Linked DNA regions of Homo sapiens: region 2 is linked to region 1. A link is a loop called in an ENCODE intact Hi-C map of the cell type or tissue named here. Cell type or tissue: adrenal gland. All regions are shown on one strand. Links, peaks and the distances in the headings refer to the core of each region. The heading gives the core; the rest is flanking DNA. Region 1 has its middle 11 kb from the start of IQSEC2. Region 2 overlaps IQSEC2 (IQ motif and Sec7 domain ArfGEF 2).

Evidence for each region. Peaks named below come from ENCODE experiments on the same cell type or tissue, not always from the same donor. Only the 100,000 strongest peaks of a DNase experiment are listed, where the experiment ranks them.
Region 2: a loop joins it to region 1, with 10 times the contacts of the local background. A loop is called at or near these places in 8 of 110 quality-filtered maps.

Annotation. Positions count from the first base shown.
Region 1 is chrX:53,326,394-53,338,893 of GRCh38, forward strand. No RefSeq gene overlaps it. Among named protein-coding and RNA genes, the nearest start is that of IQSEC2, 11 kb to the left of the region's middle. In adrenal gland, for the core only: a CTCF peak has its summit at 4,831 (motif pointing left); no DNase peak of the experiment used is centred there; H3K27me3 peaks cover 2,144 bases.
Region 2 is chrX:53,278,261-53,290,760 of GRCh38, forward strand. The region is part of intron 2 of IQSEC2 (IQ motif and Sec7 domain ArfGEF 2); the gene reads right to left. Among named protein-coding and RNA genes, the nearest start is that of IQSEC2, 37 kb to the right of the region's middle. RefSeq lists silencers at 1,808-2,007, 9,947-10,241 and enhancers at 2,928-3,755, 9,851-10,742. In adrenal gland, for the core only: CTCF peaks have their summits at 6,516 (motif pointing right) and 6,717; DNase peaks (open chromatin) are centred at 3,353, 6,561, 9,451, 10,017 and 1 weaker place; H3K4me3 peaks cover 1,146 bases; H3K27ac peaks cover 4,492 bases; H3K27me3 peaks cover 1,259 bases.

The sequences.
Region 1 (12,500 bases), core at 1,454-9,453:
GGCAATGAAAAGCCATGAAAGGTTTTTGAACAGGAGAGTGACACGGTAGGGAGAGTGACATGGTGGGAGGGGAGGGGCCCACGTGGATATTGCACGCACCAAGTATCACACACTACAAGGTGAGTTTAGCATTGGTTCATTGTTGTTGTTCATCAGAAACTGTGGTACTACCTTCTTTACCCACCTGCTGCCTCCCAGAGTCATTTCCCAGAAGCCTCAGTCCCTGGGACCAGCTTTGCCAAGCAACGTGGAGCTAGAGCAGAAAAGAGCCTTAAAAACCACATCTCACCACTGCCAGGATCTAGTCAACAAGAACCCGTCAGAATACTGAGAACCATGAAGCATTTGCCTCAGATCCAAAGGTGGCATCTGTTCAAATTGGTTTTTCCTACTGGATCCTCACAGCTCTCTCCCTTCCGTGAGCAGACCTTTTCTCCCAAACCTGTTAGCTGCCAAGCACGAGGTGGGAAAATCAAAATGAAAAAAACATTGGTCTGGCTGGGCGTGGTGGCTCACACCTATAGTCCCAGCATTTTGGGAGCCTGAGGCGGGAGGATCACTTGAGGCTAGGAGTTTGAGACCAGCCTGGCCATGATGGTTAAACCCTGTCTCTACAAAAATTAAGGCGTGTAAGCGCATGCCTGTAATCCCAGCTACTGGGGAGGTTGAAGCAGGAGAATCGCTTGAACCCAAGAGGCGGAGGTTGCAGTGAGCTGAGATCATGCCACTGCACTCCAGCCTGGGTGACAAAGCGAGACTCTCTCGAAAAAAAAAAAAAAAAATTGGTCTTTCTCTCAGACTTTACAGTCCAGAATATCAGAGCTGAAAGGAAGGAACTTAGAGGTGAATTCCATCTCCAGATAAGAACACTGAGGACCAGAGAGAAGTGATTTGCACACAATTGCTATGATCAGTCACCACTAGGATATGACCCTTTTCTCAGGCTATTTCCTGCGGTCTGGTGTTCCAGAGTCTTAAGATTGCAGACTTTAGAGGGCAGAAAGGTAGGAAAGTAACCATCTGTGAGGAACATAGAAGAAAAAAGAAAAGGAAAAGGAAGATTCTCTTCTCTGTGGGGATCCCTAAAGAGATAGCGGTGCTTAAAACTGAGACGGCATTTGGCTAATTAATTAATTATCCTTCCAGCCCCCTTTCCCCTAGTGGGGGAAGGGGTGAGATGTAACCAAAATACCTATCAGTCTCAAACAGCTGCACAGAAAGCAATTCTAATAGGCAAGTCTGGGGTTTCGTTTTAGGAAAATTTTCTCTCTGAAGATGATTTGTAAGCTTGATCCTGTCAGAACATAAAACCACATAACCCAATGTGTTTCCAATTTTGTCCTAGCTGCCATAAAACTTTGAGCCAAATTCAGAGTCCAATTATAATCCAGTTCATTTTAGGTACCTGGCAACATCTATTCGTGCTTCCTTTACATGGTATCTGGTCTGTTTTCTTCCACATTTTTATCCCTAATTGTCTTTCTTTCATGTTATAAACTGATGAGTCGCCTAATATCCTCTTTAAAGTAGGCGGGATATAAATCTTACATAAACTAAATTATATTTACAGATGCTAAGGGGATTTGAAACAATGAAGAACATTTGAAGGAACAGATGATATTTGGCCTAGAGGAGAGCAGGCTTATGAGGACATGATTACTGTCTTCAAATATCCAATAGGCTGTCAGGGGGGCAATGTAGTGGAATTATTCTGCTTAGCTCCAAAGGGCACAGCCAGAAGCAATTGGTGAAAATTACAGAGAGATGATCCCAGAGGGAAGAAAGCTCTCACAGGCGATGCTTGGCGAAGATGGCGAGTTCACTGTCATTGGAGGTCTTCAAGTAGTGGCTGGACAGCCTCATCAGGAGGGTCTGTTGCCTAGGGAATGGAAACACTACATGGAGGAGTTGAATAAGATAATTTTGGCCAGGCACAGTGGCTCACGCCTGTAATCCCAGCACTTTGGGAAGCCAAGGTGGGAGGATCACTTAAGCTCAGGAGTTCGACACCAGCGTGGGCAATGTAGTGAGACCCTGTCTCTACTGAAAAAAAAAAAAAATTAGCTGGATGTGGTGGCACACATCTGTGGTCTCAGCTACTTAGGAGACTGAGGCAGGAGGATTGCTTGAGACCGGGAGGTTGAGGCTGCAGTGAGCTATAATTGTGCCACTGTACTTCATCCTGGGAGACAGGAGACCTTGTCTCTAAAAAAGAAAAAAAAGATAATTTTAAAGGCTCCTTCCGGCCCTGATTTGCACTACACAGTCCTAGATGTAGAAAAGAAGTCTGGCCGGGAGGTAAGGAGGGGGGACAGGAAAAAAAGAAACAAAGGTCTTTGAATGCTGGAACATTCCAGCCAGAAGCAATGAACCCTGACAGCCCCTGAGACACTCCTGAAAGGAAGAATGGTCCATAAACAGAACTCAAGCCTGCATTTCCCCAGTCCTACTGCATGTAACTCCTACAGGGCAGGAGAAATCAAAAAATCCGTTCCATTGCTCTCCACTGCCATCTAACTGGCTATTATTCAAGGAAGAACAGGTCAAGACTGCTGGAGCTGGAAAGAACCTTAGAGATCATGTAATCCAAACCCCTCATTTTATAACCGGATAAAAAGAGGCTCAGAGAGTTGAAAGGACTTGTCTCCTTGTTTGCTACTCCACCAGGGCCGTGGTGGAGTTCACTGTCATTGGAGGTCTTCAAATAGTGGCTGGACAACCTCATCAGGAGGGTCTGTTGCCTAGGGAATGGAAACACTACATGGAGGAGTTGAATTAAGATAATTTTGGCCAGGCATAGTGGTTCACGCCTGTAATCCCAGCACTTTGAGAAGCTAAGGTGGGAGGATCACTTAGGCTCAGGAGTTCAACACCAGCGTGGGCAATGTAGTGAGACCCTGTATCTACTGAAAAAAAAATTAGCTGGATGTGGTGGCATGCATCTGTGGTCCCAGCTACTCAGGAGACTGAGGCAGGAGGATTGCTTGAGGAGGGCAGAGATGGTTTTGTTGACCTTTCAATCCCCCAACCAGGCTTGGCCCTGGGTTCTTGCCCACTGTGGGTGAACAGTAAGCAGTTGGAAAATGGAACTGAATTGCCCAGAGGCACTGCAAGTAGAAGCTAGGCCTTTCAACCCCCAACCTATGATGCTTTCCATAACAAAATCTCATTCAATTCAGTTCAACAAACATTTATTGGTTTCTCTATGTGCCAGATCTGGAGCTACAGTAAAAGATAAACCAGAGGCAAGCTGTGCCCTCAAGGAGCAAACATTCCTCCAGGGAGCTAGGCTCTTCCCACCTCGGGCCCTGCACACCTGCTGTTCCTTTGGCGCGGAAAGTTCTCTTTGCTGCCTTTGCCCACTAAACTGCCTATTCATCCTTCAAATCTCAGATGAAATGTTGGCTCATCAGCGGCACCTTCTCTCACTCCCAAACTGGGCAGATCCCTCTGATACATTCTCTCAGTGAGTCCTTTTCATTCCTGAACTTAGCAAGTTTGTAATTCTATATTGATTTGTGCAGTTCTTGGTTTGCTAACCTCCTGCCTCCTCATTAGACTGTTAGCTCTACAAGGGCAGATACTGTGTTTTGCTTCCCACTGTATCATAAGCCTGGCCAAAAGCCAGGATAAGCAGTCCATGTTTGTTGAATGCATGAATCGACAACCTAATCGATTATGTAGACAGATAAATCATAACTACAATTCAATGTGATAAGAGGTATAGGGTAATAGAGAAATCATTTCTTTCTTTCTTTTTCTTTGAGACAGAGTTTCACTCTTGTTACCCAGGCTGGAGAGCAATGGCGAGATCTCGGCTCACTGCAACCTCTGCCTCCCAGGTTCAAGCGATTCTCCTGCCTCAGCCTCCCCAGTAGCTGGGATTACAGGCATGCGCCACCACACCCGGCTAATTTTGTATTTTTGTAGAGACAGGGTTTCTCCATGTTGGTCAGGCTGGTCTCGTACTACCAACCTCAGGTGATCTGCCTGCCTTGGCCTCCTAAAGTGCTGGGGTTACAGGCGTGAGCCGCCGTGTCTGGCTGAAATCATTTCTTTAGAAAGGAGGAGGCCAGCTCCTGCATCTATGGAGCTGGCCTTGGCTAGCCTTGCAGAACGCATATACGGCCAGACAATCAAAGCATGGGGCAAACGGCATAGCTTTGTGAAAGCGCCCATTGTGTTCAGACAAACCAAAGCTACTTGTCAGCATCTCTCCATTTCCCCAGTCCCCTAGGAAGCAGGCAGTTCTGCCACAGTGGGACAGACTGGCCACCACCTGCTGATTCGGGTTCGGGCACAATTGGCAGTCAGACCACAGGGCAGAACTGAAAGGAAACTCCTGGAATTCGGAATTCACAAATCTCTCTATTTCTCAGGATTCTGCTCTCCAGGAGGAAGATTGAGAGATCTGATTGGGGCCGGGTGCGGTGGCTCACGTCTGTAATCCCAGCACTTTGGGAGGTCAAGGCAGGTGGATCACCTGAGGTCAGGAGTTAGAGACCACCCTGGCCAACATGGTGAAACCCTGTCTCTACTAAAATACAAAAAATTAGCCAGGCGTGTTGGCGTGCGCCTGTAATCCCAGCTACTTGGGAGGCTGAGGCAGGGGAATCGCTTGAACCCGGGAGGCGGAGGTTGCAGTGAGCCGAGATCGTGCCACTGCACTCCAGCCTGGCAACAGAGCAAGATTCTGTCTCAAAAAAGAAAAGAAAAAAAAAAGAGAGAGAGATCTGATTGGTCCTGGAATGAGGGATCAGTTCTGCACCTTTCCGGTGGGATAAGACCTACTCCCAGGCATAAGAGAGTATTGCCCTCTAGTGGTAATAATAATGATAATGATGATAATGATAATGATAATGATAATGATAATGATAATAACAACTAGTGGATGTGGTCCTTGCTTGGGAGATCAACCATACCCGTTTGCCCAAGATTGTTTTAGCACTTGAAAGACCCACATCTCAAGAAACCTCTGAGTCTCAGGCAAGCCTACTCCTTGATGGTGTTCAATGCACTCGTATACACATGATCTCATTACATGGCTCCTAACCCTCGATGCCAGGAATCAGGATTCAGTCTGCACAGATCTGTAGAGCTTTAGAGATCCAGCCCATTTTCCAGATGAGGAAACAAAGCCCAAGAGGAGGGAAAAAATTTCCTTCGTCAGCATTACATTACAAATTAATGGCAGAACCAGAATCAGCATCTAGGTGTCCAGGTCCACAGCCCCGGCCACTGTTGCCCCTGGCTGGCATGCCCTCAGCTACTCTGTCAGTTTGTCTAGGTCCCATGTCCTCCAGACTCGCTAAACTACTCACCCCTTAATCCTTTCAGAAAACTTCCCCCTCTGAAAGCCTGAAACACTCATTTGACACTTAGCATGTGCTATAGGTACCGTTTTTTATCCCTTAAATGTATAGTTCAAAAAAAAGAAAGCTCCTCAGCTCCCCACAAGCCCAACCCCCAGAGATACTAACAAGGAGAGCGGCCTCTGGTCAGAAGAGTCTCAGGAGTGGCCCTAGTTGGTCCAGGGCCCCGAGGAAAGTGCATTTGGCACTGCAGAGCAAGAAAGGAAGCAGAGGGAGGCTTTTGCAATCACCAGGTGGGATGGATTTGAGAGCCAAGAGCTGAGGAGAGGTGAAAAGGCATCCTTGCAGCCTCAAGACAAAAGGAGAAAGTGAGAGCCTTCTTTGCCCCAGGGATGCCGCCAGGGAATGGGTCCTGCTTTTTCTGCTGCCAAAATTGCTGTGCCCTTCTCCGTTCCCCTGGTCCCTGACAAGGACCCCCAAAATCAGCTCTTGCCTTTCCCCTCCACTGAGACAAATTTGCAAACTCCCACATCTCTGTGGAAACGGCAGAGAGCAGGAGAGAAGAAAAAAGGAGAAAAAAATCCACCCACATGCCAACAAACTGGAAAAAAAATAACCCAGGCCTTGTCGCACTCAGCTGTTGGCTTGCTGCTCCCTCCCACTGTGGCGGCTGCTCCTGCCTCCTGGACATGGACCCAATGCTGTGCAGTTCCCCTTCCCATCTGGAGCTGGCTTTTGTCAATGCCCCTTGTCCCTACCCCCACCCCAGCTCTGGGAGAGAGAGTCCTGGAGTCCAGGAGGAGGAAAGCTGGAAGGGAGGACCGGCAGAGCCACCCAGGGCTGTGGCTGACCACAGACTCTGTGCCCATCACCGTCTCCCAAACTATGGAGGGGAACTTCCTCCCCTCCCAGGGAAATAAGTTAAGGAGATGGGGCACTGCCCACAGGCTGGCCCCACCAGGCCACTTCTGTCTCAGAGGCTGTCCCCTGCGTCTTCTGTCCTCCCTCCCCCAAGCCCTTCCCCTTGGCTGCCTCTCTCTACCATTTTCAAGCTCTGTTTTCAGTCTAACTCCTTCTATTTTCATCTTTTTGTGCCCTCGCCTTTCTTCACCTTCTGCTCCAGTTCTGGGCACCATATTTAAACAAAGCAAAACAAAACAAAATGGAGTGTGTTGCTAGGAAAGGAGGGATGTAGAAATCATCACTATTAGGAAAACGGAGATGTTTTGCCCGTAGAAAGGAGGATATGGACTCAGAGGAGCATGGAAGGATAGAAACACAAGGAGCTTTTTGGATAACCTTATTTTACAGATGAGGTGATCGAGGCCCAGAGAGGGAAGAAGACCTGGGGCTACCATGCAGAAGAGGGGACAGCTTTGTTCTGTGGGCCTCCAGAAAAAAGAAGGAGGACCAGTGAGTACGATTTATGAAAAGGCAGATTTATTTATTTATTTATTTAGAGACAGAGTCTCACTCTTGTTGCCCAGGCTGGAGTGCAGTGCCATGATCTCAGCTCACTGCAGCCTCTGCCTCCAGGTTCAAGCAATTCTCCTGCCCCGGCCACTCGAGTAGCTGGGATTACAGGTGCCCACCAACATGCCTGGCTAATTTTTGTATTTTTAGTAGAGACAGCGTTTCACCATGCTGGCCAGGCTGGTCTTGAACTCCTGACCTCAAGTGATCTTCCCGCCTCGGCCTCCCAAAGTGCTGGTGTTACAGGTGTGAGCCGCCCGAGAAGGCAGAAGATTTAAATGACAGTTTTGTTTCTTCCTTCTAAATCCGTATTCCTGTTGTTTCGTTTCTTTGCCTTGTTTTGCAGGATCTCCAGTTCAATTCTGACCAAAAGGGATGATAATGAGCATCCTTGTGCTGTTACTTATGTTAAAGGGGAAGATGTCAATGTTTCATCATTAGACATGGTCTTCACTGGAGGATTCGGAGGATTTTGGAGGATAGTCTTTACTCTTTATCAGGTTAGGGAAGTTTCCTCTCATTCCTTTTTTTTTTTTTTTTTTTTAAGACAGGGTCTTGCTCTGTTGCCCAGGCTGGAGTGTGGTGGCGCCATCACAGCTCACTGCAGCTTTGACCTCCCAGGCTCAAGAGATTCTCCCACCTCAGCCCCCCTAAGTAGCGGCGACCACAGGTGTATGCCACCACACCTGGCTATTTTTTGTAGGGATGAGGTTTCACCATGTTGCCCAGGCTGTCTGGAACTCCTGGGCTCAAGCGATCTGCCCATCTAAGCTTCCCAAAGTGCTGGGATTACAGGTGTCAGCCACCGTGCCCGGCTTGCTAAGAATCTCTTTTGTTATGAACAGGAGTTAAGTTTTACCAAATGCTTCATCAGCATCTTTTCTAATGATCATACATTTCTCTTCTAATCTGTTTACATGGTCAAGAATGCAGCATTTAGTTCAAGAGACAGGTGAAATTTCTAACATACAAAACTATCCAAAGAGGCACTAGCCACCCCATGGACCAAAGTAGTCAATTCCAAGTCACTGGAAATGTTCAAGTAGAAGTGCAGCCACTCAGTAAATATCTAGGTGTCAGGCACTGTTCTCGGTTCTGGCTACTTAGTGGTGAAGAAGATCCCTGCTCTCCTAGAGCTCACATTTTAGAGAAAGGATAACAGACACAAACAACCAAACAAATATATGAACAAGAACATTTCAAAAAGTCAAAAGTGTTATGAAAACAAATGAATAAAACAAAAAACAGTACAAAGGTAGTATAATAGGGTGAGGATGGAGAACAAGATGAAATAGGTTAGTCAGGGAAGGATTCTCCATGGAGGTGAGAGTTGAGGTGAGCCTGAATGACAAGAAGTTGTCAGTCATTTCATGAGGGCCCAGAGGCATGGGATCCCAGGGTGAGAGATGAGCTTGGTGTATTCAAGGGAATTCAGAAAGAAGTCCAGCTGGAGGCAGCAAGAGGAAAGACTGGTACTAGATGAGGTAGGAAAGAAGTTCTGGAGTAAAATGGTGTAGGGCCACGCCAGCCATGGAAGACATTTAGTTTTTATTTCAGATACAATGAAAAGCCATTGGAGGATTTTGAGCTGGAAGTGACATGATCTGAATTTTGTCTTTTAAAGCTTACTCTGTCTGATGTATGGAGAATGGGTTATAGTGGAGGCAAAACCAGAAACAAGAAGGCCAGCTAAGAGGCTAGTTATGAAGCCAGTTAGACAGTCCAGGCAAGAGACCGTGATAGCTTGGGCTAGGATAGTAATTGTGGAGAAAGATATGTGGACAGATTTGGAATAGATTTTTACCTGGGCAGCACTATCAATCAATATGATCTAATCAAAATTTATAGAGACTCCATCCAATAACAGCAGAATACACATTCTTCTCAAGCTGACATGGAACATGCACCAAGATAGACTATATTCTGGGCCATAAAACACACCTTAACAAATTCAAAAGGCTGGGTGTGGCGATCACACTGGTAATCCCAGCACTTTCGGGAGGTCAAGGCAGGAGGATTGTTTCAGGCCAGGCATTCAAGACTAGCCTGGGCAATATAGCGAGACCCTGTCTCAACAAAAAAATTAAAAATAAAAAAAATAGCTGGGCATGGTGGTACGTACCTGTAGTTCCAGCTACTCAGGAGGCTGAGGCAGGAAGACCCCCGCAAGCCCAAGATTTCGAGGTTGCAGTGAGCTATGTTTGCATCACTGCATTCCAGCATGAGTGACAGAGTGAGACCCTGTCTCTAAAAAGAAAAGAAAAAAAAAACCCCACAAATTTAAAAGAATAGAAATCATACAAAGTATGCTCTCAAACCACAATAGAAATAAAACAGAAACCGTCCAGGTGTGGTGGCTCATGCCTGTAATCCTAGCACTTTAGGAGGCTGAGGCGGGCGGATCACCTGAGGTCAGGAGTTCAAGACCAGCTTGGCTGACATGGTGAAACCCCATCTCTATTAAAATACAAAAATTAGCCGGGCATGATGGCGGGTGCCAGTAATCCCAGATACTCGGGAGGCTGAGGCAGGAGAATCGCTTGAACCCGGGAGATGGTTGTTGCAGTGAGCTGAGATTGTGCCAAACTGCACTCCAGCCTGGATGGCTGAGCGAGACTCCTTCTCGAAAAAAAAAGAAAAAAAAGAAATAAAATAGAAACCAGTAACTGAAAGATGGCTGGGAAATCCCCAAATATTTGGAAATTAAACAACAAATTTCTAAATAACATAGAGGTCAAAGAAGAAGTCTCAAGATAAATTTTTAAATATTTCAAATTAAGTGAAAATAAAAATGCAATTTGTTAAAATGTGTGGGATAGCAGAAAATCCCAAACAATCTATAGGGGGTACCACTCCTGGAACTAATGAAAATATATATAGCAAGGTCACAGGGTACAAGGTCAATACACAAAAAAACAATTGCTTTCCTATATACCAGCAATAAACAATTAGAATTTGAAATTTTAGGGAAGCAATACTGATTTTTTTGTTTTTTTTTTTTTAGACAGAGTCTCGCTCTGTTGCCCAGGCTAGTCTTGAATGCCTGGCCTCAAACAATCCTCCTGCCTTGACCTCCCAAAAGTGCTGGGATTACCAGTGTGATCGCCACACCCAGCCTTTTTTCTTTTTTTTTTTAGACAGAGTCTCGCTCTGTTGCCCAGGCTGGAGTGCAGTGGCATGACCTCGGCTCACTGCAACCTCTGCCTCCCAGGTTCAAGCAATTCTCCTGCCTCAGCCTCCCAAGTAGCTGGGATTACAGGTGCACGCCACCACACACGGCTATTTTTTGGTATTTTTAGTAGAGACAGGGTTTCACCATGTTGGCCAGGCTGGTTTCGAACTCCTGACCTCAAGTGATCCACCTGTCTTGGCCTTCCAAAGTGCTAGGATTACAGGCATGAACCACCACGCCCGACTGCAATACTGTTTTCAATAGCAGTAAAACAATGAAATACTTAGGAATAAAATATAACAAAATGTGTACTGGACCCAAATCTACAAAACTACAAAACATGAATGAAAGAAATCTAAATAAAGGGAGAGCTATTCCATGTTCATGAAAAAGAGGACTCAATATTTTTAGGATGTCATTTCTTTCCAACTTAATGTATATATTCAGTATCATTTCAGTCAAAATCTCAGCAAGCTATATTATAGCAATACTGAAAAACAAAGTTGGAGGATTCGCACTATCTAATGTCAAGACGCCACAGTACTATAAAGCTATGGTACACAAGACAGTGTGGTTGAGTGTGGAAAAAAACAAACTGTTTTTGCTCCGCTCTCACAGAACAATCAACACAGATTTCTGTGACCAGATGTGTGGGAGTACACACACCAAATGAGCAATCAGTTTTGTTGTGGACACCAGATGAATGTCCTCTAATTTCATGTAATTTTGATACTAACTACCCGGAGATGGCGTCAGATCTCACAGGTTGAGAGCTGTCTCCAAGAATGCCATGTTCCCCTCGCTCATCCTCACCTCCGCCTTCAGATGTGACTCCTGGTTGTTTTACCAGTGATTTTGACAGACTGGCTATAAACTGAGTTTCCACAACCCCCTCACTGAGTTCCATTAATTTGTTAGAGTAGCTCACAGAAAAGTTTCTATTCCAGATACAAGGAAAAGGGGAAGTTGTCAAAGTTTCATCATTAGACACGGTCTTCACAGAACTCAAGGAAACACTTACATAATTTATTTACTTATTTATTTATTTATTATTTTTTGTTTGTTTATTTGTTTAAGACGGAGTCTCGCTCTGTCGCCAGGCTGGAGTGCAGTGGCGCGATCTCGGCTCATTGCAACCTCCACCTCCCAGGTTCAAGTGATTATCCTGCCTCAGCCTCCCAAGTAGCTAGGACTGCAGGCACACGCCACCACGCCCAGCTAATTTTTTTGTACTTTTAGTAGAGACGAGGTTTCACCATGTTGGCCAGGATGGTCTCCATCTCCTGACTTCATGATCCACCTGCCTCGGCTCCCCAAAGTGCTGGGATTACAGGCATGAGCCACTGCGTCCGGCACTTACTTATATGTATTAGATTTTTGTTTTTTTAGTTAAACAATCATTTTATTGCTTGAGTACATAGACAATTTATGTGACCAGGGCAGAGGCTGTGGATGACTCATATTTCCAATCAAGAGGGAGGACTCACTTGGTGTTATAATATCGGGCCAAATGATGAATCCAGCTCTCTATCAGAATCAGATAGAATTTAGCATCCTTATCTGATTCGTGAGGGAGTCAGGCCCTTCCTTGGCCAGTTTGTCAATCTTCTCCTTCACGTTATCGGAAGTCAACGTCAGCCACCAGGAGCATGCATGCGACCCATGATGGCAACGGTCAGGCAGCAAAAGGGTATTGGATTATTATAAGGAATATTACAAGGGATATAGATGAAAAGATGCATGGGGCAAGGCCTGTGGGAAGGGGCACAGTGCTTCATGCCTTCTCCGAGTGTGCCACCCTCCAGGAGTCTCCACGTGTTTTGCTATCTGGAATCTCCCCAAGCTCTGGCCTTTTGGGTTGTTATGGAGGCTTTATTATGCAGACATGATTGATTAAATCATTGGTCATTGGTGATCAGCTGAACCTTCCGGGCCCCTCTCCCCTCCCCTGAGGTGGGGAAATGGGGCTGAAAGTCCCAACTCTCTAATCCTGCCTTGGTTTTTTGGGGACCAATCCCCAATCCTGAAGCTACCTAGGGGCTGTTGGCCATCAGCCAACTCATTGACATATAAAAAGACATCACTTTGGAGATTTTAAAGGATTTTAGGAGTTGTATGTCAGGAAATGGGGAAGACCAAATATACATTTTATAATAATCACCGTGGTGTTAAAGAAAGAATGCATACAGAGATCAATAGAACAGAGTGGAATATATTTTGAGGTAAAGCCAATAGGACTTGTTGGAAATATGAGTTGAGGAAAAAAAGGAATCAAGCACCGTCTGTAAGAGATGGGGGAAAGATCAGGTTAGAGAACGTAAAATGTCTTCCCAACTTTAAGTTTTAATCAAGGATTTTCGGGTCTATGATTCTTTGAGCTGCCCCCCATATTCCTCCTAACACTACAGCTATTCTTGGGGCTGAGGTCTCCCTAATTACTGGCCCCACATCTCCAAGCTCAGCCTCCCTCCCACTTCCCTTTCCTCTTCCATGGAGGGGGTGTTGAGGGCTCTGCCAGTGGGAGCCAATGAGCAGGGTGAATG
Region 2 (12,500 bases), core at 2,255-10,254, 47 kb before region 1:
CAGCCTCCCAAAGTGCTGGGATTACAGGCGTGAGCCACTGCGCCTGGCCCCAATATTTTCTTATAATAACTTTTTTTTCATCTCCTTAGAATCTATGGTTAAATCCCCTTCCTTATTTCTTAATGTATTTATTTATTTAGCCTTTTTCTTAGTCATATCTGCCAAAGAATGTCTACCAAACTAGGTAGAGCTGGTCTTTCCAAAAGTCATATTTACTTACTTATTAATACTTTATCAAATCTTTTGTTTTCCATTTCATTAATTTCTGGTTTTATTTGTAGTAATTATTCTGCTTTGTTTTGGTTGTTTTTTTCTAGCTTCTTGAGTGGAATAATTAGTCCATTTAATTTAAACCATCTTGTTCTTTAATAAAAGCAATTAAGATTATAAATTTTCCTCTGGGAATCCCTGTGCCCATATTTTATAGGTTTTAAGTTGTAGTATTCTCACTGACATTTATTCTAAATAGTCCATAAATTCCACTCTTATTTCCTCTTTAACACAAGTATTTTTAAACTTTCAAATAGGGAGGAGGGCCTAGCCTTTTTGCTGCTGCTGTTAATATTTCCTTTTATTGAGCTGTAATTAGAAAACATAAAATAGGTTTTCTAATTAACTTAGAAATAATGTTTTCCAGCCGGGTGTGGTGGCTCACACCTGTAATCCCAACACTTTGGGAGGCCAAGGCGGGCGGATCACGAGGTCAGGAGTTCGAGACCAGCCTGGCCAACATGGTGAAACCCCGTCTCTACTAAAAGAAAAATACAAAAATCAGCCAGGTGTAGTGGCGCATGCCTGTTATCCCAGCTACTCGGGAGGCTGAAGCAGGAGAATTGCTTGAACCCAGGAGGCAGAGGCTGCAGTGAGCCGAGATCGCACCACAGCACTCTAGTCTGGGCGACAGAGCAAGACTCCATCTCAGAAAAAAAAAAAAGAAATAACATTCTGCAAAGATATGGGCAGATTGTTCCCTCTGCCTAACTGCCCTTCCTCAGTCTATCCAACTGGCAAACTCCTATTCATCCTTTAAAAAAGCTGGATTATCACATAGTCTAGGACCAACCACTCAGGCCTTTTGGGGCAGGTCTCTAGGGAAGGATTTTTTTAAGGAAGGACAAATTAGATAGATCCCAAATGTCCTCTTTGGTCTGCTGACCTGATCTTCCAGGCACTCTCCTCATACACTCGGACACCCATTCCACAGGCACAGCAGGGGCTCAGGGAGGTGGGAGGGGCTGGCAATGACACTGTATATTTGTCTGGAAGGAGGAGGAATTGGGGGAGGGATGGGTCTAGCTCTTACCTGCTCTCTGCCAGCCTGCCTGAGGGGGTAAGCTTCATGGAGTCAAGGACCTGAGTAGGACAGCAATACTGGTGTAGAGTATGAGACGCTGTGGACCTGAGAGACAGCAAGAGACAGAGAGAGACAGAGAGAGAGACAGGGAGGGAGGGAAGTGGCAGGGTGGGCGATGGGGGCAAGAAGGTGAGAGTGAGTGCGGGAGGGGAAAAGGGAAGGCTGGGAGGAATGGAGGATGGGAAATGGAAGAGGAGGCGTGGGAGGCAGGGAGGGAGGAAAGGAAGGAAGATAAGGGAGAAAGGAAAAGAGGAAGGGAGAGAGGGAGGAAGATGGAGAGAGAGGAAGGAAGGAAGGAGGGAGGGAGGGAGGGAGGGAGGAAGGAAGGAAGGAAGGAAGGAAGGAAGAAAAAAAGAAAAAAACCACAAAGTCAAGAAAGAGAGGACGGCACTCGAACCACATACAGAACACAACGACAACAGGGGGCAGTAGAGACGAAAGAGCCGGGCTGGGCCTCCTGTGTTCCAGGTGACTCCGTGGGGACCTCAGCCACAGAGACGCTGGGACACCACAGTAGGGAAGGGGGAAGGGAGCCCTCCTCACACCAGACGCCACAGGGGTAGGGAGGACGGGAGGGGAAGGGGGGATGAAAGAGAAGGGGGAAAGATGCATGGGGGCTCCCCTTAGAGAAGATCCCTCACAGGAAGGGAGGAAGGGATGGAGGAAGGAGAAGCTCTGGGCCCAAAGAAGGGGGAGAACCCAGGTGGGTGGGTAAGGGGAACACTGAAGGAAGAGAGGGAGAGAGATAGAGAGAAACCGAAAGAGACAGAAAAGGAGAAAGACAGAGAAAGAGGAAGACAGAGAAAGGGCGAGACAGAAGACACAGAGAGAAGCCAGAGAGAGGCAGAGAGCGCCAGAGCAGAGGAGGGTGAGGGCGGAGGAGGCTGACAAGGTCTCAGTGGTCTTGGTGACAGGATGGGACTCAGGGCTGAGTGGGTGAGGCAGAGGATGGGGTGGTTCCAGGTAGGAGTCTTTTGCTTTGAAGGCCAGTGCTTTACCCCCCACCCCAAGGCGGGGCCCACACTCCACCCCTGATGCTGTGCCCCCACCACCCCTAGTGCAGGGTCCAAAGACCCCTCCACCTCCTGCCTCCTGCGATTAAAGTCCGGAGAATGGCCAAGGGGAGGAGGAGGTACAGCAGGGCAGGGAGGCTGAGGGCCTGGTCCCTGCCCTACCCAGTGCAGCGCAGATGCCAGAGGTATGCCAGTCAGCTGGAGCCAGAGCAAGCTGGGAGTGGAGCCGACCCCTTCCAGGTCAGCCAGCCCCTGTCCCCCACAAGCCCACAGAGGCAGACTGTGGTCAGGGCCTGGCCATTCAAAAGCCCATGTAAAAGCCAGGAGACATGGCTGCGGGCCAGGCCAGCTGCGAATTTGAGGATGTCCAAATCTCAGAACCTTACAGGGAATCTTTGAATCTGAGACTCTTCTTATCGAAGGCTCTGGATTAATCATCATCAGGGCAACTGCTTCTCAGGTGCCAGTCTCCAGCCCAAGTCCTTGACTCATTATCTCTTTTGAATCTGAGACTCAGAGACTCTTAGGCTGCTGGAATGTTGGTGTTAGAATCTCAGAGGCCACGAGCCTGGAGCCCTGCAGTGCCTCGCACACAAGGCTAGTAGAGCAGGGTAGGAGCCAAGCTCACCCCTCACAGGCCACAGGCTGTGCTGCTCAGGGTTCCAGGGTCCTTCCAGAGCTGGGCACCTGGATGCCCATGGGATCTCCCACTTGAACTGGCTCCCTCCCCCAGGCCAAAGGCCTCTCAGAGTCCAAGAAGGGAGCCAGGAACCAGGAAGCCAGGAGGCTGCTGAATCAGTAGCCCAGGGACTGGGTCCAGGCCTGGGCAGGAAGGGAGGGGGCCAGGCTGCGGGGCCCAGGTTCCTACCTGCTGCTCCTCCCGGGGGGCTCCATGGGTCTGGACCTGTCCCAAGGGCAGGCCCCCTGGCCTAGCCGGTGTCTCCACCGTGTCACCACCCCCTCCTCCCCAGCCCTTCCCTAGAAGGAGGAACCAAGAAGGCGGGGCCAGGCCAGCTGGGCTGCGGGCCAGATTGCAACTGGAAACTTTGCTCCTTCCCCTACTCCTCCAGGAGGGCTGGGAACTCCTCCTCCGAGGAAGCGGCCTGGAGAGCTCACAGTCCCTCCTCTGGGCCAAACCCCAGGCTGGGCTCCCTCAGTGCACCTCTGCTAGAATCTCCCCACGCACCCCATCAAGTTTGTATCGCTGGCTCTATTCTCCTGAACAGAAAATTGAGATGGAGAGAGGTGAAGTAATACTGCTAGTAAGTGGCAGAACCCCAAGATCAAGACCCGGTTTGGCTATTCCCAAACCTGGAATCTGCCCCTTCAGCCATATTGCTACCTTGTGAGTACAGAAACCTTTCCATAGAAGCTTTTCACAAATACCCTTATTTTCAGCACAGTTAAAGAGACTATGTTTAGGAGTTGTTCTGGGACTCTGCATATTAAGTGCAATTCAAATCACCCATGTTGGGGTATCAAGATGGGGCCCCGGCCAATATTCTTTCTCACTGCAATAAGCTCTCACTCTTCTATGTTGTTTTCTAGACTGGCTGAGAGAAATGCTTCCTGAAGAGAAGAGGGAAAATCAAAAGAAATGCCAAGAGGCTGTTCTTCCAAGTAAACTGCCCAGCCTGACTTTATGGATGGGCAAATTGAGGCCTGGAGAGGAAAAGGGTCTTACTAAAGTTCATGCAGCAGGTCAGAGTAGACTCCAGGTGCCCTGGCTCCCTGCCTGCCTATTACAGCAACATCTCTGTCCTCCACATGGGCGGGACTGGAGAAAGGAGAGAGTTTTTTGGCTTTGAAGGATGTAGGGCTCCTGAGAATACCACAGGTCCAGCTCAAAGTGCTCCTGTCCTTTCACGGTCCCAGAGCCCAGGCCCCTGGCTGTTCTGAGCAGAAGGCGGCCCTGGGAGGGGCCAGGGGGCCAGTGATCTAGAAGAAATAGAAGCTGACAGGCAACAGGCCAGCCTTCCTGCCTCCCTGCTGGGGCAGCTGGTTCCTCTCAAGAAAGCCAAAGCTACTGAGAGAGAGAGGCCCTCCGGAACACCACAAGGTTGGCATCTGTGGGTCCTTAGTGACCTTCTCTCCCTCTGCCCACCCCTCAAAGCCCTGGTCCTCAAGGCTCTGGCCTTAGCATCTGCCTTTTTTTTTTTTTTAACTCTCCTTGAGGAACTCTCCTAGCTCCTGCAGCAGCTTCACCTTGTGCCCATTTGTAGTTATTGCCCTAAGAGCTGAACCCTCTTGACCTGGCAGGAGCCGAGAGACATTAAGTGTAGTGCTGGGCCGGGTGCAGTGGCTCACGCCTGTAATCCCAGCACTTTGGGAGGCTGGGAGCAGTGGGGTGGGTGGGGGACGGTGGATCACCTGAGCTCAGGAGTTTGATACCAGCCTGGGCAACATGGCAAAACCCTGTCTTTACTAAAAATACAAAAATTAGCCAGGCATGGTGGTGCACACCTGTAGTCCCAGCTACTTGGGAGGCTGAGGTGGGAGGATCGCTTAAGCCCCAGAGGCGGAGGTTGCAGTGAGCTGAGATCATGCCGCTGCACTCCAGCCTGGGTGACAGAGCAAGACCCTGTACAAAAGAAAAAGAAAGAAAGAAAGTGTAGTGGTAGCTTTAAGGGATGATGCTGTGTGACTTTGGGTAAGGCCCTTTCCCTCTCTGGTGAGACAAAGAACCTACACTTTGGTGCCTGGTAAAGCTGGGTACAAGTCCTTGCCCTATCACTTTTTAGCTGGGTAAGCCCTCTGAAGCTCAGTTTGCTCATCTATGGAAGAGGAGTGGAAATTCCTACCTCACAGTTCTTGTAGGGATTTGGTAGGTAGACAAAGTGTGCACATGGTAAATAGTCTCAGCCTGAACCTGAGAGAGTCTGTCCCTTCTCCCAGAGAGGCAGAGGAGACCCATGGGAAGCCTGTTTGTTTCAGGGATAGTGAGGAAGATTTCTAAGAAAATATCCCTGAACCTGGGACCACTTTTGGAATTCAGTTACAGCTGAGCATGCTGAACAGACTCAGATGATGACCCACCAGAGGCTGAAGGGAGGAAGGAATGAAGGGTGAGGAGCCTGACCCAGCCACGGGACACTGGCAGGGCCTTCATGCATTTATTCGACAGATACTGTGGCCCAGGCACTGTCCCCGGTGCTGGATACAGCAGTGACTACAGGTAGACAATGTCCTGCTCTCATGGAGCTTATATCCAAGTGAGAAGAGACAGACATTCACCAACTAATGCAATTCAACTGAGCAAAAAGTAGAGATGGCAGGAGGAGAGCATTCCAGGCAGAGGAAACAACCTGGACAAAGGACCTGAGGTGGTATTTCCAGCAAGCACGAAGAGACTGACGTGGCGGGGTGGGAAGAGCACAGGGGAGAAAGGTGAGACTGGAGATGGAGGTGGGGGCCCAGCATGCAGAGCCTTGGAGGCCTCTGTCGGGGTTTCCGTATCTATAGGAAGAGCAATTTGGAAGCCTGTGGTTTGGGACAGGCATGTGGGGTGGGGAGTATCTTTGAAGCCCCTAAAGTTGTATGAAAAGCATTAATTTCTGGGGAGAACATCTCTAGCTTTGATCAGATCCTCGGATGGGTCTGTGATCCCAAAGGGTAGGGAAGCTTCTTATATGATTCCATTCACTAAGTGCCCATGATGAGCTGGTGGCAGGCATCCTAGAACCTTCTGTGAGCTAGCCCCTACCCCATACCTCCAGCTAGTCTCAGCCTTCCCCCCACCTTCAACCTGCACCCCACCCAGACAGAAGCACCTGCAACTCTCTCAGCTACACTCTGCTGCTCCAAGCCTTATTAAAGAGAATGTGTGTCAAATGCTCTGTAATAGTACCTCTGTTGTCCCGCTGTGCCCCCACTGTCATCTCCCCACCTGGCTGGCTCCCCCTTGTTCTTCAAAAGTCAGCTAGATGTTGTGCCCTCTGGGAACCTGCCTTGACCCCACCCAAGCAGGTTGGGTCACCTCCCTTGTGTCCTTCCGCCCTGCTCTTTTCTCAGCCGGCTTCTCTCAACACTGTGTTCAGATGCCTGCTGCCCCTTCTCTGTCGGGAGCTCTGTGAGAGCTGTGTCTTGTTCATCCCAGTGTCCCCAGCACTCAGCACCGGGCACCTGGTCACACATGGTGGGGGGACAATGGACAGAGGTGGAGGCTGCAAGGTGGGCCAGTGGACACTAGAGGGCACTGTGGCCACTAGAATCCCAGCCTGCTGTTGGCCAGGCCGACCCAGGAGGCTCCCAGGCCCACAATTGTCACATGGAAACTGTTACTGGGTCCTGCAGCTCCTCAGCTCTGGACTTAAGCAACCAGGGCCACAGTTCCAGCCTCCCGATAAACCTTCTGCTCCCTTTCCAGATGAGACCGTTTCTCATGACAGTGCCATCTCACTGCAGATACTCCTTTAGTTCTTCACAAACGTGGGTGCCAAACACTCTTCTCGCAGTTCTGGCCTGCAACACTCTTCACTTCACTTTGCCCCACCCAACCCCTCCCCTGGCTAACTTCTACTCATGCTCCAAGCTTCCACTTAGATGTCAGCTTGGAGAAGCCTCCCTGGCCCTCAGGCTGGGTTGGGTATATTTCCGTGGTGCTCCCACAGCACCCTGCACTTCCCCTATAATTGTCTGTAATTGTCTGTCTCCTTGTCTATTTCCTGACCAGACAGTGGGCTTCATCACAGCAGGGCTGTTACTCACCACCCTATCAGCCACATTTAGCAGCATCTGGCACATTGTAGGCACTCAATAAATCCTTGAATGAAGGAATAAATGAATGGATGTGTGGATGGACAATTTGGGGCAAGTCATTTTACCTCTCTAGGTTTCAGTTTCCCCACCTGTAAGTCACCCCTACTTGGCAGGGTGGCCACAAAGATTAAAGATAATGTGTCTCCAGTGCTCTGTAATAGTACCTGATATTTAGCAGACATTTTCTGACTCAAAGCAATTATTACTATTTGGAACAGTGAGAAAAGGGCAGGGGGAGGAGTTGAAGGAGACTGCCCAGAACCTGGGATAATCTCTCTCACTTAGGTTTACCATTTAGATATGGAAGATGGCTTTAATAGCAATCATAAAACTATCAATTTTATTAAAAATAACAGCACCTGCTGTGTGCCAGGCCAGAGTCAGGAGGCCTCTGAGGAGGTGATGGGAAGCCCCTAGTCTCGGCCAGAGGATGCGAGGTCAGGGCCAAGGCCAGAGCTGTGGACATCGCTCCTGTGTCTGGAGAACAGTCATTACTGGCACAGCTGATTCCTAACTCTTTATTCATAGGTGAAAACTTGTCTAAGGGGTCATTAGTTCCCTCTGTAATTAATGTAAAACCTGCAGGGTTTGTATTAGTGGAAAAGTAAGCTCCAGCATCAAGCTGATAACATTGATAATGTGTACTTGTAATTATATACTGGAGGTAACTATAAATTCAGTCACTGAACTCATAAAATATCAAAATTCCTGAGGCCACCAAGAGCTGGGTAGCAGCTGTACCATCAGTAGCTTTATACCAGTTGTTCTGAGGTTATGAAAAATTACCACAAGCTGGTAGCAATGGTAATATTCACTGTACATTTAAAAGCTTTTTCGGCATAAAATAAGAGGGCACTTTTAGACAAAACAGCATGTTTTGATGCAAGGATATGGAACTTGAAAGCACAGTGAGCAAAGGTCATCTTGCTATAAAATAGGAACCAAAAACAATCTTACAAGTGTTTGCCTCTGAGCCGACCAGCTCTGACCTCACTTGGGTACACATAAAAACTGTGCTTACTGCAGAAGAAACAAGAAGTACCAAGTGTTTTCTCTCTCTCCTCTCATCCAATTCTGAGGGAATCAATTATCTCACACGGCCCCTTGCTGCCTTGTGTTACCACAGGCTGGAGGATCACTGCAGTCCAATGGCAGGAGGGGCAGATCCTGAAGCTGGAAAAGGTCACATAGCTTCCAGGTTGGTGGCCATGTCAGGCCATGGGCAAGCAGAGGAAGCTGGTCCAGAGAGAGAAGTCCATGAAAAAGAGATGATAGGCTGGGCGCGGTGGCTCACACCTATAATCCCAGCACTTTGGGAGGCCGAGGAGGGGGGATCACGAGGTCAAGAGATCGAGACCATCCTGGCCAAAATGGTGAAACCCCATCTCTACTAAAAATACAAAAATTAGCTGGGTGTGGTGGCACACGCCTGTAGTCCCAGCTACTTGGGAGGCTGAGGCAGGAGAATCGCTTGAACCCAGGAGGTGGAGGTTGCAGTGAGCCAAGATCATGGCATTGCACTCCAGCCTGGGCGACAGAGCAAGTATCCGGCTCAAAAAAAAAAAAAAAAAAGAAAAAGAAAAAGAAAGAAAGAAAGAAAAAGAGATGACAGGGACCAGGCAAGCCATGAGAGATGGAGAAAGATGAGACATGGGCCCAGGAGATGCAGACAGCGAGACAGCAACCTTGGTCCTCGACTTCCTGGTCCCACTTCCAGTTGGTGTGAGGCCTGGCTGTTTTTCATTAACTGTTCTTAGATTCTGTGAAATGTAGCCTCACAATAGTCCCCTCATTAGCCCTTTATTCTTGAGCTAGCTTGAGTGGGCTTCCGTTCCTCACAACAAAGTGTACCCAGACTAAGACAAGTGAAAATTGGGAATGTAAGTGCAGGGTTTGTGTAAGCAAAATCGCATAAAGAACACTTAGGTAGAGAGGGGTGAATGCAATTGTCCAGCGTTTGTGTTTGTTCACCCAGAAGCTCCCTGGTTCCCTGACACTTGCAACCACAGCCACACGCTCCAGCCACACGCTCACACACACTGACATTCAGTGGCACACAGCAACAAACGCAGCAGCAACCAGATATGGTTCTCTGCAGACCCCCTGACATGCAGGGCCACGCGCCAGCATGCAGTGTTGCACTTTGCTCTTCACAGCCACGCTGCCATGCAGCAGTGCACACCCACATGCATAAACACAGAGGTGCTGCCCGTAAGGCTCAGGGCAGGAGTCGAAGCTTCACTGAGCTCTGTGCAGCCTCCCTCCCCAGCTGCCAAGTGACTCATCCCCAGGGCTGCTAATTAAAGCCAGGACAGAGGGGACAGAGGCAAGGGGAGGGGAAGAGAGAGAAGGCAAGTTTATTTCGGTGCCAACCAGGCACTCAGCCAGCTTAGGGGTCACCCACTTCCTGGGGCTGGGCCAGGCGGCGGCAGAACACAGAGAGGAAGGGGAGGAGAAGAGAAACCTCTTACCCCTTCTTGCCCTTCTTTAGCTTCCTGGAAAGTTACCTCCTCCTCTCTCCCACTGTCAAAATCCAGCTCTGACTCCTCTAGACTTCTGTCCTCACAAACTGGCTGTCTACACCATCATCACGCTCCCATTTGGGCTGGCCCGAGCTGGCTCATCTGTGTCTGCAGCAACCCCAGACTGTGAAGCAGTAAGTGGCAAGGTTCCAGGCAAAGGAAGTGGTAGGAACAGGGCAGGGTGGGCAACCGGGCTGAGCCAAATGGGAGGCATCATGGGAGGTGATGCAGCTGGATGGCTCTGGGGATGGGTAGTGTCTTGGACATGTGGATGGGGGAGCCACAGACGGTTCATGAGGTCTTGGCCATCCCAGATTGCCAAGAGGTGAAAACAAGAGATTATCTAATCCAAACTCCTGTAGGACAGATTGGAGCACTGAGGCCCACAGTGGGAGGCTCCTCCTCCCACTTCTCCTCCAACTGCAGTGGCTCCCGTTGCCATAGGGACGTCCCTGTCTCCGCGGGTGTCAGCGGCTCCCCCACCCCCTCCCTCCTTCCCTAGCAACAGGCCACCTCCTCCTGCTTTCATCCTTGCGTGCCTAGCAACCCCAGCCTGGTCCCCAGGGCCAACAAGTTCAGGCTGACCCTCACTGCAGCAGTGCCTCTAGGCCTGGGCCCCCTCATCTTCTGGTGAGGGCCTCATCAGGCCCGTCCTGCCCTCTCTGTTTTCAAGTTCTACACTTGTTCACATTCTTCCAGCCTGACTATATAGCATATGACAATGGATTGGGTTAGGGGAAAGCAGAGGACACTACAGTTTGTTGCACCACTATTTCACACCAAGCATTGCTTTACTTTAAGTTCTCTCATCAACCCAGAGAAGTCAAGACTATTGTTTCCATTTTACCCATGAGAAACTAAGAACCAGAGAAGTTAAGTGATTCTGCAAAGAGTGCACAGCTAGGAAGCAGGCTCTGCTGCTAGCTAGCTTTGTGACCTCGAGCGATGGCCAATCCCTCTCTGGACCTTGGCTTAAGGTATCTTTAGGTCAGATCTGTGACACTTCTCAGGGACCCACAAGAAGTCCAGGCACCTTTCTCTGCCCATGCCTACCCCCCACCCCCATCACCAACTGTTCAGCTCTAATTAGACGCCACACTTCCTCTGGCACCCCATACTTTAGAAGCCCTCAGGCCTGGGTCATGCCAAGGGTGGCTTGCAATCTACCGACTCTGCTCTCTCCTTGCTATTCAGTTCCCATAAAAGCCCAGGCCTAGCGCCTCTCCTCGGTGTTTCTTCCACCTCCCTAGCCCTTCCCCCTCCACACACACATGAAGTTTATTAGATGAGGAAACTGGGGCTCCAAGAGACAAACAGATTGTCCAGTCACACAACTAGAGAGCAACCCACCCCCCAAATGGAGGCCTGTGCATGGATCCAGTGTTTCTGCCCTTCCTAGGCCACAGAGCCTCGCCTCTCTCCTCCAACTTCCCCAGCTCCCCACTGATGACAGAAGGTCGCTGTGACCCAGTCCTGACCCGCGTTCTGACCTTACTGCTCTTTTCCTGCCTAGATCTTCTATTTTAGCCCCACGGATGGCTCCCTGTCTCTAAACCCACCCCCCTCGCTTCCCTCCACAAGCTGATCCCACCTCCGGGGACACCCTCCTTATGCAAATCTGCACGGCAGTCCCCGACAGCCCTGCTCAGACGCTGCCTGCTCCAGCAAGCTCTCCTTCACCCTAACTGGAGCGAATTCAAAAATTTACAAGTAGGTCCCTACCCAGCCCTGGTTGCAAGTTCAAGTTGCCTTCCCACCATGTTGTCAAGATATTGCCCCATACACGCCATGCTTTAGCCCCTTCCCATAGCCTGAGTTTGACCCTCGCTTCCCAGATGCTGACTCCTCTAGGCCCCTACAGCCTCCTTGACTCTGGGCCCAGGATGGATGTCAGGAAGCGTGTCTGAATAAATTAAATGCTGGCTTTGGAATCAGACAGCCCAAGGCACTGACTCTCTCAGAACCTCCTTCTCCTCATCTGTAAATCAGGGATTGTAATCCATGCCTATTAGGGCTGTTGTGAGCATTAAATAAGATCATATTCCAAGTTGTTAGTATGTGAGGAACAAATGGTGATTGCTATAATTGCTAATATTAGGATGAGGATGAGGATGATGATTATTATCTGCCAGGCTGTCGAGAGCTCCCGTGGTGATGGTATGGGTAGCACTCTGGGTTGGCGCCAGGCAGACTTGGGTTTGAATCCTGGCTCAGGATCCATATATTAGCTGAATCCACATATTAGCTGCCTGGCTGCAGGCAAAACCCATAACCACTGTGAGCCTCAGTTTCCTCAGCTGTAAAACAATGATGATAAGGCCAGCTCAGGTTCTACCTACAGTGTCACTGGGAGGATCAGACAAAAGAAAGTCCCTGACAACTTCTGTAAGTTGTAAAGGCCCAAATGTATATCATCACATGACTTATGATTATGCTCGTTATTAAATGTCCTGAGCTCTAGGTCCCAGGAACTTCCTTGCTGGGAAGAGCTGAGAACTAGAGATGTTTTCAATCTTCTTCTTCAACAAGTAGCAGGCACATCACCGGGGATGCTTGCAGGAGCCCCGTGCTCGGGTGGCCTCTCTCCAAACCCACGGTGGGACACTGAGATCTATTCCCTTTGCTAGACAGGTGCCTTCCTAAGTGCTAGGACAAGCTGTGCCCATGACATGCTCCTTGGCTGCATGCTAGGACTAATTATGTCTTGTCACAAACCCCTTTCCTGGACACTGGGACTGATTGCATTAAAGCTGGCCTCAGCATGTGTTTATCCCACAGCCCCATTCTTGGCTCTGGGTATCCGTGTGTTTACCCCAGATCCCCTGTCTGGGGTGCTAGAACAGAGTGTGTCTC